Regions from separate parts of the Homo sapiens genome. Here region 1 is linked to region 2. A link is a contact called in ENCODE Hi-C or POLR2A ChIA-PET data. All regions are on one chromosome and are shown on one strand. The core of a region is the stretch at or near the end of the contact, and the rest is flanking DNA. Distances in the headings are between cores, read along the strand shown.

What was found. A loop is a pair of places that touch in the nucleus more often than their neighbours do. ChIA-PET counts read pairs that join two places held with the same protein, here RNA polymerase II (POLR2A). Pooled maps may share reads with other maps.
Region 1: a loop to region 2 is called in a map of PC-9, with 5 times the contacts of the local background. The contact joins the enhancer-like site here to the promoter of PARPBP in region 2. A Hi-C loop is called at or near these places in 1 of 168 maps with a recorded cell type or tissue (PC-9) and 1 of 50 pooled maps. POLR2A ChIA-PET finds 5 or more read pairs at or near these places in 6 of 52 experiments (HEK293T, OCI-LY7, T-cell and 3 more).

What each region holds. Positions count from the first base shown.
Region 1 is chr12:101,889,421-101,896,968 of GRCh38, reverse strand. The region is part of intron 1 of DRAM1 (DNA damage regulated autophagy modulator 1); the gene reads right to left. Among named protein-coding and RNA genes, the nearest start is that of DRAM1, 16 kb to the right of the region's middle. Within about 2 kb of position 2,033, at least 9 of the 41 ENCODE cell types and tissues checked have a DNase peak (open chromatin) inside an H3K27ac peak, as active enhancers do; they include PC-9, where a contact is called at or near this core.
Region 2 is chr12:102,115,854-102,123,289 of GRCh38, reverse strand. It overlaps PARPBP (PARP1 binding protein), which reads right to left and starts at 3,107. Exons shown (of 11, transcript NM_017915.5): 1 at 3,004-3,107. It overlaps NUP37 (nucleoporin 37), which reads left to right and starts at 3,176. Exons shown (of 10, transcript NM_024057.4): 1 at 3,176-3,240; 2 at 4,707-4,927. The coding sequence starts at 4,772. RefSeq lists enhancers at 1,704-2,261, 3,306-3,375.

The DNA.
Region 1 (7,548 bases), core at 784-3,283, 230 kb after region 2:
CTAAAAATACAAAATTAGCCGGCCATGGTGGCACATGCCTGTAACCCCAGCTACTCAGGAGGCTGAGGCAGGAGAATCACTTGAACCCAGGAGGCGGAGGTTGCGGTGAGCCGAGATCACACCATTGCACTCCAGCCTAAGCAACAACAGTGAAACTCTGTCTCAAAAAAAAAAAAGAAAAAGAAAACTGAACAATATTATTGATCTCTAGGAATACTTTATGGAAATAATAGGGTATCTAGGGTATATTAATTGTGGTAAATTATTTTAACAAAAAAGGGTTTCTGTAAAACATTTTTCAGGTACAGTCTTTCAATTAATTAAATGAGTTGGAAAATACTGTTTGACATGTTCTTTTTTTTTATTTTTTAGAGACAGGGTTTTGCTATGTTACCCAGGCTGGTTTTGAAGTCCTGAGCTCAAGCAATCCTCTTGCCTCAACCTCCGAAAGTGCTGGGATTACAGGTGTAAGCCACCATGTCTGGCCAACATGTTCTATTTTCTATTAGTGCCAAGCTTTAATTTTTTTCATTTTCAGGCTGCTCACTTTAAAACTGATGGCAAAAGAGCTCCCAACATGAAACAACTTGAACTCATTTTGAGTGTTTCTACATTTGTAAACAGCTCTGAAATTTAAGTATTAAAAAACCGATCACGTTGAAAATGATGCACTTGTAAGTGTTTGAAGAATTCCACAAGGAGCCTGTGTGTGCAGAAAACAGGAATTTTTTAAGTTTTGCGAACACTTAGTATTTAAACTGGAGTATAAAGAAGTTAATAGGGCCGGGCACAGTGGCCCACGCCTGTAATCCCAGCACTTTCGGAGGTCGAGGCAGGTGGATCACCTGTGGTCAGGAGTTCGAGACCAGCCTGACCAACATGATGAAATCCCATCTCTACTAAAAAATACAAAAATTAGCTAAGCATGGTGGTGGGTGCCTGTAATCCCAGCTACTCAGGAGGCTGAGGCAGGAGAATCGCTTGAACCCAGGAGGCAGAGGTTGCAGTGAGCCAAGATTGCGCCATTGCACTCCAGCCTGGGCAACAGAGCAAGACTCCGTCTCAAAAAAAAGAAAAAGAAGTTAATAGCCTCCCTTACGACCAGGCGCGGTGGTTCACACCTGTAATCCCAGCACTACGGGAGCCCGAGGCAGGTGGATCACGAGGTCAGGAGTTCAAGACCAGCCTGGCCAACATGGTGAAACCCTGTCTCTACTAAACATATAAAAAATTAGCCAGGCGCGGTGGCAGACGCCGGTAATCCCAGCTAATCCGGAGGCTGAGGCAGGAGAATCGCTTGAACTCAGAGGGCGGAGGTTGCAGTGAGCCGAGATCGTGCCACTGTACTCCAGTCTGGGTGACAGAGTGAGACTCCTTCTCAAAAAAAAAAAAAAAAAAAAAATAGCCTCCCTTACAGCAAATGCCTTTATTCCAAATTAATTCAATTTCAATGTCACTGGTATTGCAAGAACCTGAAGGGTTTAGGATTTAGGCTGGGTATAGTGGCTCATGCCTGTAATTCCAGGACTTCTGTGGGCCGAGGCGGGAAGATCACTTGAGCTCAGGAGTTCGAGACCAGCCTGGCCAACATGGTGAAACCCTGTTTCTACTAAAAATACAAAAATTAACTGGGCATGGTACAGCGTGCCTGTAATCCAAGCTACTCGGGAGACTGAGGCAGGAGAATCACTTGAACCCAGGAGGTAGAGTTTGCAGTGAGCTGAGATCACGCCACTGCACTCCAGCCTGGGTAAAAAAAAAAAAAAAAAAAAAAAAAAAAAACCTGAAGGGTTTCGAATTTAGCATTACCACTTTTCCTACAATAACCATTTTTCACACTACAGGAATGTTGAGGTGGAGGATGCCCTTCTGAGCACAATGCTGAATGGGCAGAGAGACAGGAATGGGAACCAGTAATGGGGAAAAAAGCAGAGACAGCTCATAACCTTGGGCAGCACTTTTGCCACACAATTAACTCTGCCAGGGAAATCAGGCCTCCCTGCCTTGGCCTGAGGGTATAAAAAAGCAGGCACCAGGTGACTCATCCTAGAGTTCTTGTTACACAGGTCTGAGAATAATTCTGAACCTCAGACAGCCACATGCCAGGCATCGGAGCAAACACAGAGGAGAAGCGCTGGGAAGAAGGTTGTTTGCCTGTCTGTGGAGAAAGGGAAGGCAATGAAAGAATGAGGAGGATATTTAGGAAGATAGGGAGGTGGCGATATGAAGGTGCTCTAGGTGCTCTGACTGAAGAGAAGACCAGACCTGGGGACTCTGTCTATTGATGGCAAATTGAGACTATGTCAAAGGCCCAGGTGTGGAGTCCACATGACATCAAACACGTGATCTGAAAACTTGGAATTCCAGGGTCGTGTTCTATTCTTGCTTATCTGTACATTTAAAACCATACAGGTGGAGGCCAGGCACGGTAGCTCACACCTGTAATCCCAGCATTTTGGGAGGCCGAGGAGGATGGATCACTTGAGCTCAGGAGTTCGAAACCAGTCTGGGCAACATGGTGAAACCCTGTCTCTACAAAAAATACAAAAATTGGCCGGGTGTGGTAGCTCATGCCTGTAATCCCAGCACTTTGGGAGGCTGAGACGGGTGGATCACTTCGGGTTAGGAGTTCAAGACCAGCCTGGCCAACATGGTGAAACCCCATCTCTACTAAAATATAAAAATTAGCCAGGCATAGTGGTGCATGCCTGTAATCCCAGCTACTCAGGAGGCTGAGGCAGGAGAATCATTTGAACCTGGGAGGTGGAGGTTGCAGTGAGCCGAGATCATGCCATTGCACTCCAGCCTAGGCAATAGCATGAGACTCTGTCTCAAAAATTAAAAAATAAATAAAAAATAAAATAAATACAAAAAGCCAGGCATGGCGGCACCTACCTGTAGTCCCAGCTACTTGGGAGGCTAAGGTGGAAAGATCACTTGAGCCCAGTAGGCAGAGGTTGCAGTGAGCCAAGATCATGCCACTGCCCTCCAGCCTGGGTGACAGAGTGAGACCTTGTCTCAAAAATAAATTAATTAATTAATTTTAAAAAAAAACATACAGGTGAAGGGAAGCTCAGAATATTTGGGACTAAGATTAAAATAAATAAGTAAATAAATAAAACTATACAGGTGGAACCAAAAGCACTTTGCAAATAGCCATTGAATGAATATCAGTACTGGCCAAAAAAAAAAAAAAATTGACCTAATCAACACCACTTACTGAGCATTGACTATGTACCCACCAGGCACCATTAGGTGCTTACCATATATCAGTTCATTTCATCTTTACAACCCTGAGGGGGGTCTATATCAACCCCATTTTACAAAGTAGGAAATTGGGTATTAGAGAGGCTATATAACTTGTTCAAGATCACAGAGCTACACAGAGGATTCCCTATCCCAATACAGATGTTTAACTCCCTGACTTCCCAGCCTCTCCTCTGCTTTAACAGCAGACAAGGAACTAAGCCATTAGGAGAATGATTGGGGGCGGGGAGCAAACACTAATATAGATGCTGGTCAGTGTTTAACAGCCAGCTCTGGAGGGTGCCTGGTTTGTGGCATTTGCCAACTTCCATGGTGAAAATACTCTCAACACGTTAAAATTCAGGCTACCAAAAGAACCAAAACAAAAAAACGAAATAAATAAATAAAAACAAAATTTGGGCTACCAAACGGCAGGTCACTGAACGTGGAGTTGGAAGAGAGGCACACAGTCCCTGCTCAGGAGCAGACACCAGCTAGCTCCAGCACACCACGGGAATGAACCAGCATGGTGATGAGAAGACATCATTATGCCTTTGTTGTAGACCAGAAAGATGTAAACTAGGCAAGATCTTAGAAACTCCTCAAATGCTATAATTGTAAAACCTTTCTGCCAAATACTGCCATGGTAAATCTGATTATTTTTCAGGATGACTGAGGCTATAACACCCACCATCAATGCCTGAATATCAATGGCCCACATTCCTACACCTTTGCACTGCAACAGTACAATACAACAGTGTTGACACAACAAAAATTCATAACCAGTTGTTTGATTAAACACCCATCTTTTCAAAGTTTTTTTCTTTTAACTCCACAGATAGCTATAGAATTTACTCATTCATCAGCAAAATATTTGTTAGATACAATCTGAGTCACAAATTCCCAAATCTATCAGATAACAATTATCAATTTGTGATTTATTTACACTAAGTGTAGAATTCAAAGAGGTGAGGAAATAAAAAATACATAAAAATAATTTTAAAAAAATTCCACTAAGTGACAAAGCAGTACCAATTTACATTAGCTGAAATTTTGCTCAAGAATAGTTCATGAAAACTTTCCAAGAGGCAAATGAAAATGTGAACGTTTCAAAACTTTTAAGAACAATAGTGTTTGCCCATTACCATTTTAAAGATGAAAGAAGGCTGGGCGCACATTAGCTCACACCTGTAGTAATCCCAGCACTCTGAGAGGCCGAGGCAGGTGGATCACTTGAGGTTAGGGGCTCGAGACCAGCCTGGCCAACATGGTGAAACCCTATCTCTACTAAAAATACAAAAAAAAAAAAAAAAAAAAAAATTAGCCTGGCATGGTGGTGGGTGCCTGTAATCCCAGCTACTCAGGAGGCTGAGGCATAAGAATCTCTTGAACCCAGGAGGTGGAGGTTGCAGTGAGCCGAGATCGCACCACTGCATACCAGCCTGGGCGACACAGCAAGACTCTGTCTCAAAAAAAAAAATAAAAAATAAAATAAAAATGAAATAGCTCTTACCTCTCAATGAAAAATGTTCTTATGTCTTTCCACGTCTGATTTTATATATTAAGTAAATATTTTTTACTTTTGTTGGTTTGTTTTTTGCTTTTTTGGACAGCATACATAAGTAAATATTAAGTCACATATTCTGGTGATACTGGAATCCAGATAAGTAAACACTAAGAGGTAACCAAGAGACCCTGTGGGTAACCTCTTTTTATTTATTTATTTTTTTTAAGCTCAAGCTAAATGATTCCATCATGCAAGGGCAGAGGTAGTAGTATTTGGGTGGCCTAACTGTGCCTGGGTGCCTGATTCAGTACACTGGAGAATGAGTGAGAGGCAAAACCAGTTGCTTCCCAGCCTGGCAGCAGTAGTCTCTCTACCCAGCTCCTACCACATCATTCTGCACCACACAGTTTCTGCAGTGCAGTGGGCCCTGCCCAGCTCCACCCACCACCTGATTTGCCTCCTTGCTAATAAGGCACTTTCTGGAAACTGTAAAGAGGACAAGGCCAGCAAATTGTTCATTTGCCTGTGGTTCAGAAGCTGTTGAGGCTGTTATGTATACACAGTTATTTTAGGGGTAGGTTGTGCCTAGGAAATCCGTTTATGTCCACATTTCCTGTATTTACATTTCTGCAAGTTAAGCAGACTGTGGAAAATTCCAAGTCGTTTGTGTAACATCCTACTTCAAACTAATTTATGATGTTAAGCTAGTGAATAATCACTTGATACTGAAAGGAATGAAAACGATACAAAGAAAACATGCTGGATAATAGAAGACTTTCTGAAGCTTGGTCAAACTTTGTTCTTTAAGTTACTGGATACACAGGATTTAAATATTCCAAAGCCTAGAATTATGGTTTATTGGAGGAACTTAGATGCTAACAAAATGCAACATCATGTGTGTCTCCAGCCTGAAATTTATTAGATTGTTCCAAACTCATACACTAATTGCTTGGATGATTGATAGGGACTTAGAATCTAAAAAAAACATAATTCCCCAGTATAAAGAGAACATCATTTCCTTTATCTTTATAATATTTAAATATATTATTTAAAAGGGATAAGTACGGAATAAAAAGTCATACTACATTTTATTAGCTACTTTTAGTTACGAGAGCTAACTTTCTGGCAGCTTCACTTGGTGATGACTGTTTTAGAATGTGGGGGGCAGGCCGGGCGCGGTGGCTCACGCCTGTAATCCCAGCACTTTGGGAGGCCGAGGCGGGCGGATCACAAGGTCAAGAGATCGAGACCATCCTGGCCAACATGGTGAAACCCCGTCTCTATTAAAAGTATAAAAATTAGCTGGGCGTGGTGGCGGGCGCCTGTAGTCCCAGCTACTCGGAAGGCTGAGGCAGGAGAATCGCTTGAACCCGGGAAGTGGAGGTTGCAGTGAGCTGAGATCACGCCATTGCACTCCAGCCTGGGTGACAGAGCAAGACGCCGACTCAAAAAAAAAAAAAAAAAAATAGAATGGCGGGGGCACCCTTCAGCTATATCAACTATTCTGAAACTTAAAAAGAATTTCCTACTGACAAATACAAATACCTTGCTCTTTTCTCACTACCCACAAGCAATTTTGCCCTCTCTCCATCAGAGTTCCCTCTTGTTCACACATACAACATGTTTTTAAAGGATGTTTTGAAAAGACTGTAGAGAGGCAATTGTGGACCAGGGAGACCGTAAGGAAGCTATTTTAGCAGTTTGTCCAGAGTGCTTAGCCCAGTATGGTGATAAAGAGGGAGATGAACGTGGTTTGATTTGGAAAGTTATTTGAGGGGAATCTCTAGAAACCATCCCCACATGGACTCCAGTGGCTACAAGGACCAAAAAAAATAGGGCCGGGCTCGGTGGTTCTCACCTGTCATCCCAGCACTTTGGGAGGCCAAGGCAGGCAGATCACCTGAGGTCAGGAGTTTGATAGCAGCCTGGGCAACATGGTGAAACCCTGTCTCTACTAAAAAATACAAAAATTAGCCAGGCGTGGTGGCACATACCTGTAATCCCAGCTACTCGGGTGGCTGAGGCAGGAGAATCGCTTGAACCCAGGAGGCAGAGGTTACAGTGAGCCAAGATCGTGCCACTGCACTCCAGCCTGGCCGACAGAGTGAGGCTTCATCTCAAAAAATAAATAAAAATCAAAAAAGAAAAAAGAAAAAGAAAAAATTAGAAATGAACACTTCCTTGGCAACTACATTCCGCCAGGCACATCTTACTTGATCTTCACAACATTAGAAAGTACTCATTACTGGCATCTTTTTTTTTTTTTTTTTTTTTTGAGACAGAGTCTAACTCTTGTCATCCAGGCTGGAGTGTAGTGGCACGATCTCGGCTCACTGCAACCTCTGCCTCACAGGTTTAAGCAATTCTCGTGCCTCAGCCTCCCAAGTAGCTGGGATTACAGGCACCCACCACCATGCATGGCTAATTTTTGTATTTTTAGTAGAGATGGGGTTTCATCATGTTGGCCAGGCTGGTCTCAAACTCCTGACCTCAAGTGATCCACCTGCCTTGGCTTCCCAAAATGTGGGGATTACAGGCGTAAGCCACCACGTCCTGCTCACTATTGCCATCTTAAAGATGAGGAAACGGTCTTAGAAAACTAACTTGATCACAGAGTAAACAAGGAAGCCAAGCTGTGCATCTAGAACTCTCCAATTTCCTTTTTTCCTGCCTTCTTTTCCTTCCTTCCTTCCTTCCTTTCCTTCCTTCCTTTCCTTCCTTACTTCCTTCCTTCTTCTCTTCTCATCTCGTCTCATCTCGTCTCTTTTCTTGTCTGAGTGGAGGTTTAATAGGGA
Region 2 (7,436 bases), core at 1,858-4,357:
TCCAGTTTGGGAGCTTAGATTTCAGGAGTGTTTCCAGTAAGAGTGGTTCACTGTGCTAAACTGTTCATACAAACAATATAGTTTATGCTAAACACTTGCGAGTCTGGAATTTTGGTACATGTCAGACAGTGGATGCCTTTGCATTTAGCCCCCAATAAAAACCCTGGGCATTAAGTCTCTAATAAGCTTCCCTGGTAGACATTTCACATGTGTTGTCACCACCTATTACAACAGGAGGAATTGTGTCCTGTATGACCACTAGAGTATCACCAAGCAGTGTCCCACCCAAACTGCTGATCCACAGAATCAGAAGGAAATGGTTATTTTAAAACCTTAACTTTTGAAATGGTTTGTTACACCGTACTACATAACCAATAAAATAACTAATATTTAGGAGCTAACTTGGTGGAGATACTTTTCAAAAGCTTAATATTGATTACCTCACTCGACTGTCATAAGTGTCCAATAAGACAGGTCTGTTATTATCCTTATTTTACCTAATAACCTCCACGTCACTCAGCTTGTAAGTGGACAAACAGCATAAACTTAATATGTCTAACTCTATAAGCTGTGTTCTTAAAGCATCATGTTAAGTAACTTCTCCTGATGCACACAAAAGCCTTTCAAAATAATTTGAGGTAGTGCCAATGTTTCATATACCCAAGACTATATAAGGCATCCAATTCCTTTCTCTGAGTTTACAGACATGCCTGCTAAAAGTTTTTTTCCTACTTTAAGTACTCAAGTCTCAACATACTCACATGCCCATCATCTTATTTTGGGTATTTTCCTGTACTTATTCCATTTCCTGACTCCTTCTGCTATCCTTTTCTTCTATTTTTATGTGGCATAAACAGAATCCTAGATGTTTACTTTGGTTTGTATAATCAAGAGCAAAGATACATGCCACTTGCAATATAATTAAATTATAGACACAATCTATGATGCAACTTAAAGATACAGGTAGAAGATTAGAGATTAATTATTTACATAAATGCAAATCCTAGTAAATAGCTAAGAATTGTATTTCTCTTCAAAAAATCACCCTCATCTCTTGAAAGAAAAAAGAAAGTGAAGAACTGTCAGCTTCAGTGACATGGTCACTTTGCCTGAAATACATTTTTAGGAGTAAATTACTTACTGGTATTATTTAAAGGTAGTATTATGAGATTTGATTGCTATGAATGAAGACTCACTTGGGAATTAGGCCATTCTGAAATGTGGCTCCACCACTTACTGGCTGCGAGATCTTGGCCAAGTTACATCACCTTTCCCTGCCTCAGCTTCCTCATAATGAAAATGAAAACCCTATCCCATAGGGTTTTATGACAAGTCAACGACATAAACACAAGTAAAGCTTTTAGAACAGTGCCTGGCATGTATAAAAGCACATTAGCTATTATCATGCATTATGAGTTTCTAAGTTGTTTTGAGTTAAAAGTAAAAGAGCATTGCCTGGGCATGGTGGTTCACACTTGTAATCCCAGCACTTTGGGAAGCCGAGGCTCACCTAAGGTTAGGAGTTCGAGACCAACCTGGCCAACATGGTGAAACCCTGTCTACTAAAAATTAGCTGGGTGTGGTGGTGTGTGCCTCTAACCCCAGCTACTTGGGAGGCTGAGACAGGAGAATCGCTTGAACCAGGGAGGCGGAAGTTGCAGTGAGCCAAGATAGCACTACTGCACTCCAGCCTAGGTGACAGAGTGAGACTCTGTCTTAAAAAAAAAAAAAAAAAAAAAAAAAAGAGCATTACTATGGTGACAGAAAACCAAGAGTCTCATTCAGGGATCAGCTAATTTTTTCTAAAGGAACAAACAGTAAATATTTGAGGCATGCACAACTACTCACTTTGACCTTCTAGTGTGAAAATAGCCATGGACATACATAAACAAACAAATGAGTATAGCTGTGCTCCAATAAAACTTTTTTTATGGACACTGAAATTTGAATTTCATGTAATTTTTACACATCACAAAACATTATTCTTTTCATTTTTTCCCCCAACCATATAAACACGTAACACTCCTTCTTAGCTCAGGAGCTGGCTGCACAAAAACAGGCAGCACAGCCAGTTTGCCAACCCCTGGTCTAGTCCCAGCTCTTCCTGTAGCTAGCTGGCTGTGGGAGCCTATGCCATAAGCCTTACACGTGGTTCCTAGGTGGAGGCATCATCACACAGAAATACTTGCCTTCCAGTCCCTTGTGAGAAGTCAATGAGACAATAAATATGCAAGCACTCTGAATGGCAGGCTGCACTATACAAAAAAACAGTAGCCAAAGGCAGCAGCGATAACACTTGTTTTTAAAAAATTGGATTCCAAGTTGCTCTAGAGCAAAAACTGTGAGACAGAAAATTGTCACTGGGCAGGCAGTGTGAAATGGTTGAAAGAACTACACTTCCGAGTCAGATATCACTTCCAGGCTCCCCCTTTATGACCTGTAGTCCTTCGGTATTTAAAATCTCTAATGAGCATAAGTTTCTTCACCTGCAAAACCAGGAAGGGAATTCCTACCTCACAGAATGAGACGTTAGTGAAACAAGTACATAACCCACCTAGTGCCAGGCATTTAGTAGGTGCTCAATTTAAAAATTGCACTCAACATCATTATCAGTGTTCGAGTGCAAGTCCCAAAGGTTCCTTGGGAGGCTGTAACTAATCAGGAGTAGGAGAAAGTTGAGGAATTGGAGTCCGTGTACATAGTGGGACTAGAACCCAGGTTTCCTGCCTAACTAATGGAAGTTAAGCAGGCCTCTACGGGCCTGTCTTCCAAGCTGCAGACGAACCCTCAGGACCTACCAGCTCCATCGCTAGATACTGTGAACTCCGCCTACAGCCCCCAGGCCCAACCAGGCTCGAGCGTCAAGTCACTGCACCATAATACTTCGGTCCCACGGCACTTTGCTACGACCGAGGTATTACAGTGCAAAACACCCTCAAAAGCCACAGCCTGAATCACCACTTAAAAATGCGACAGGGCAGGTAGGGCAGACGCGAGACTTACGTGATTAGGGGTAGACCCGAAGACGTACTCTTCAGTGTGCGGAAGGATCCCCAACGGGATGCCCTCCCGCGGCCGCCGCAGTCGCCGCTGTCGCCGCTGAATACAGTTCAAACCTCGCGGGAGGCCCCGGGAGCCAATCGCTGCGCTCGCCCTCCGACCCGGAAGCAGAGCCACAGCGCGTCGCGGCAGCCCCCAAGGAAGACCAGCCTGCCTCTGGTCGGTTCCTGGCGCTCTGCGGTGCGTATCGAGCTGGGAGCCCGAGAGGCCGGGATGCTTTTCTGCCGGCCGCCCAGCCTTGCCACTCTATTCCCAGGAGTTCTTCCTTCCCACTTCGGGCCCCGGGAGGTGGGAGCGGGGTCTTGAGGAACTCGCCTGGCCCGGGGAGAGGTGTCGGCGCTCATTGCAGAGACTTATCTTGTTCCCTCCCTTCTTCTCTGCCGTTGTAGTTTTACAGGGGCAAGTCCTGTCCAACGTGTACGGTGAGGCCCCGGCCACTGCTTTAATGAGCAGTAGGTGTAGGGACGGAACAATTTCGTGACCTCGAATCTCTTGCACTTCTATACCTCTCTGTCTCCGTGTCCATAACACTTGCTGGTCACCCTTCAAAAGTCTCCAGTCCCTGATGTCCATTCCTAAAGTTACTAGTTTATAAGCGTCTCGAGGTGGGACTCATTCTCAGTACATACTCTTAAGGTGCTTGATATGTTTGTTACTGAGTCCAGCTGTTTTCAGGACAACCCTTGTGTCGAATTTTTTAAAAAACCAAAAACTCTAAAACCCATAATTCTCATGTGGGAATGCTACTTCCAGAATGCACACTAGTCCCTGACAGGTTAAGGTCTTCTGCCTAGTTTTAAGAATATTATTATTTTAATTTTTAAGTTCCGGGATACGTGTGCGGGACGTGCAGGTTTATTACAAAGGTAAAACGTGTGCTATGGTGGTTTGCACACCCATCACCTAGGTATTAAGCTCCACATGCATTAGCTATTTATCCTGATGCTCTCCCTCCGCCCAACCCCCTGAACATTATTTTTATATCACACATTTTGGTACTCCTTAACAACAGATCCTGTATTTTCTATCTGTTTATATTATAGCCCTTTTCACGTTGAGTCATAACTATCCCTAAACTGTGGTCTCCTTCAAGCCAGGAGGCTGTTTTTTTCTTCATTAGCGCTGGTTCTCCACACACAATGAAGTCTTCCAAATCCTGGCCCTGCTTATGAGCTTGGCAAGTTAGTTAACCTACTGAAGCCTCAGTTTCTCCATCTACAAAATGGAGACCAGAGGTAGTACCTGCCTTTAGATTTGTACAGATACCAGATGTGATCATGTCAGTAAAATGCTTAATATGGTACCTACAAATAGTGGTTCATAAAAGTTATTAATTTTTATTAACATTTGCTGTTAAAATGATTCCATCTTCAGATGAAATACTATTTGTTTTAGATAATCTAAACAGAACTTTGCAGTGTTATTGTCTGCTAGAATCACAGATATGGGAAAGAGCTGTGGAGCAAATGTGGAACCATTAATAACTAGATTTAATATTTTTCCTGCAGTTTCTGTCCCTTGATAAGTACTTTAAATGTTTCTTTTGAGCTTTCTGTCTCATTGTAACACCACAACCTTATTTTGATGCATTTGCTGAATGACTAACATATTGACCATTGTAATTGTACCTGTGCTCTAATCCACAGTTTCGTGACCTTGTCCAGTAGAAGGCTATTTAATTTTCACAACTGCTTGAATTTTGACATACAAGATGAAGCAAGATGCCTCAAGAAATGCTGCCTACACTGTGGATTGTGAAGATTATGTGCATGTGGTAGAATTTAATCCCTTTGAGAATGGGGATTCAGGAAACCTAATTGCATATGGTGGCAATAATTATGTGGTCATTGGCACGTGTACGTTTCAGGTTAGTCTACAAAACTGCACCGAATGACAGTGAACATATTTCACTACTAAGAGAACTTACACAAACCAAATCTAAACTTTGAAAGTATATTGAGTTTGAATGTTAAAAAAAAAAAAGATAAGATCCATAGAGAAAGATGTTCCCAGTTATATGTGCCTGAGATTTATGTAAACATTATATAGATAGTGAAAAAGAATGGTATGAGGCTTCACTTTTGCCTCATGATCATTAATGGAATATTCTGATAAGTGAAGGCTATGATTAACTGAACATTGGTATGTACAGGAAAAAAACAATATAAATGAGATCCAATTAATTACGGTTTTTCTACATCCTGCTTTGACATACAAAACCAGCTAATGTTGAGAGCCCAAAAAACAATCTTCCAGGAGATTTTATAGCTTTTATAATATTCAGCTTTCCTATTAGTATGCTGTCATACTTTTTGTGCATCTAATGTATGCAGAATATGGAGTCATATTAATTGAGCAGGCAGTTAAGCATAGCCATTAAGAGCATGAATTCTAGAACTGGAATGCCTACATGTTTACTCCTGCTTTACTTACTTCTTACTAGCTATGAGACCTTGAATAAGATATTTAGCATCTCCTGTAAACATGAGGAAACTAATGCTTGAATTTTAGTATATGTAAATATACTAAATAAAAATTCCAAGAGGGCATCTGACAACATTGTAATCCATATGTATGTTTTAGTTGTCATTGATACGAGCAGTGGTAACACTCTCAGGTTTAATCACCAAAGTAAGATTGCTTTGTGGTGAACATAAACCATGTTTTCCCAGAGGAAAGCTAGTTTTACATGTAAGAGAGACTTGGAACAATGAAGGTTCAACCCTCAGGACTATCTGGTTAATCCTTTGTCTATCAGAGTATTATTATTATTTTTATTTTTTTTTTTCAGACAGAGTTTTGCTTGGTCGCCCAGGCTGGAGGTCAACCTCGGCTCACTATAACCTTCATCTCCCGGGTTCAGTTGATTCTCCTGCCTCAGCCTCCCAAGTAGCTGGGATTACAGGCATGCACCACCACACCCAGCTAATTTTTGTATTTTTAGTAGGGGGTTTCATGATGTTGGCCAGACTGGTCTCGAACTCCTGACCTCAAGTCATTTGCCTACCTCGGCCTCCCAAGTGCTGGGATTACAGGTGTGAGCCACCCTGCCTGGCCTAGCAGAATATTATTAATAGAACCGTATTTCTCAAATTATAATGAGCACGGTAATTTGGAAGTGTCCAATTTTCAAAGATTTAAAATAACTATCACTAAAGTGATAGTTATTATAAATGTTATTTCCTCCTTTACTGAGAAGGCAATTCTGTTTTTGTTTTGTTTTGTTTTGAGACGGAGTCTCGCTCTGTCATCCAGGCTGGAGTGCAGTGGTGCGATCTCTGCTCACTGCAACCTCTGCCTCCCGAGGTCAAGCAATTATCCTGCCTCAGCCTCCTGAGTAGCTCGAATTACAGGCACGTGCCACCATGCCCAGCTAACTTTTTTGTATCTTTAGTAGAGACGGGGTTTCACCATGTTGGTCAGGCTGGTCTTGAACTGACCTCGTGATCCGCCCGCCTCAGCCTCCCAAAGTACTGGGATTACAGGCGTGAGCCACCATGCCCAGCGGCAATTCTGTATCTTACAGTATTCTGACATCAAAAATGCAATTTGGCATTTTATAGCACAATGAATATATAAAGCTTTACAAATTGGAATATAGTCATATTTAAGAGGAAGTGTGAATTGAAAGTTTCAGTTTGTTGCTGTCTGAGTAGAATATGACAGCTCCTAGCCTATTTCGTACTGTCTGTTTGGGTGGGAGTAGAAATTAATAGCTTTTAGACTAAATATGACCCTAGCCTGACTTACATGGACATGGTTTAGGATCATAAAAAGTCATATGATTAAGACAATGTTACGTACTTGAAAAAGACTGAGGAAAAACCATTTCTCTAATGCAAGCCACCAATGTACAAAAGAGTAAAGCAGCCTCCTACAGGTAAAACTAATTTTTACTTCATTACTTTTAAAATTAATAACAACATAGGATTGTATTCGCAAACACTGAAAAATGTTTATCTCATTTATGATTAAGAAATGTTGAGGGAGAAAGTCAGTGGAGAACAAATTAGGAAAAGAGAGGCAAAGATGAGAGAGGGAGAAGTTGGGAGAAAGAAGGAAAATGACTAACATGAGAAAAAAGAACTAGTATAAACATTTGTGTTCTGTTATAGTTTATGGTCACATGTATTGTCTCAGTTACCCTCATACCTGTGAGATTAGCAATGTAGGTCTCGTGCCCAAATTACTAAGGAAAAAATTAGATTTTTATTAATTTGGACAATAGTAAACACAAATTATATTCTGCATCAGACATTGGAAATACAATTAAGTAAGTCCATTTCAAAATAAATTATTGCTTTTCTGTGGAGTTATTTTTTATCTAGCTAAACACTGTTAAACATTACTATTCTGTTGTCCTAGAACCTTCAAGT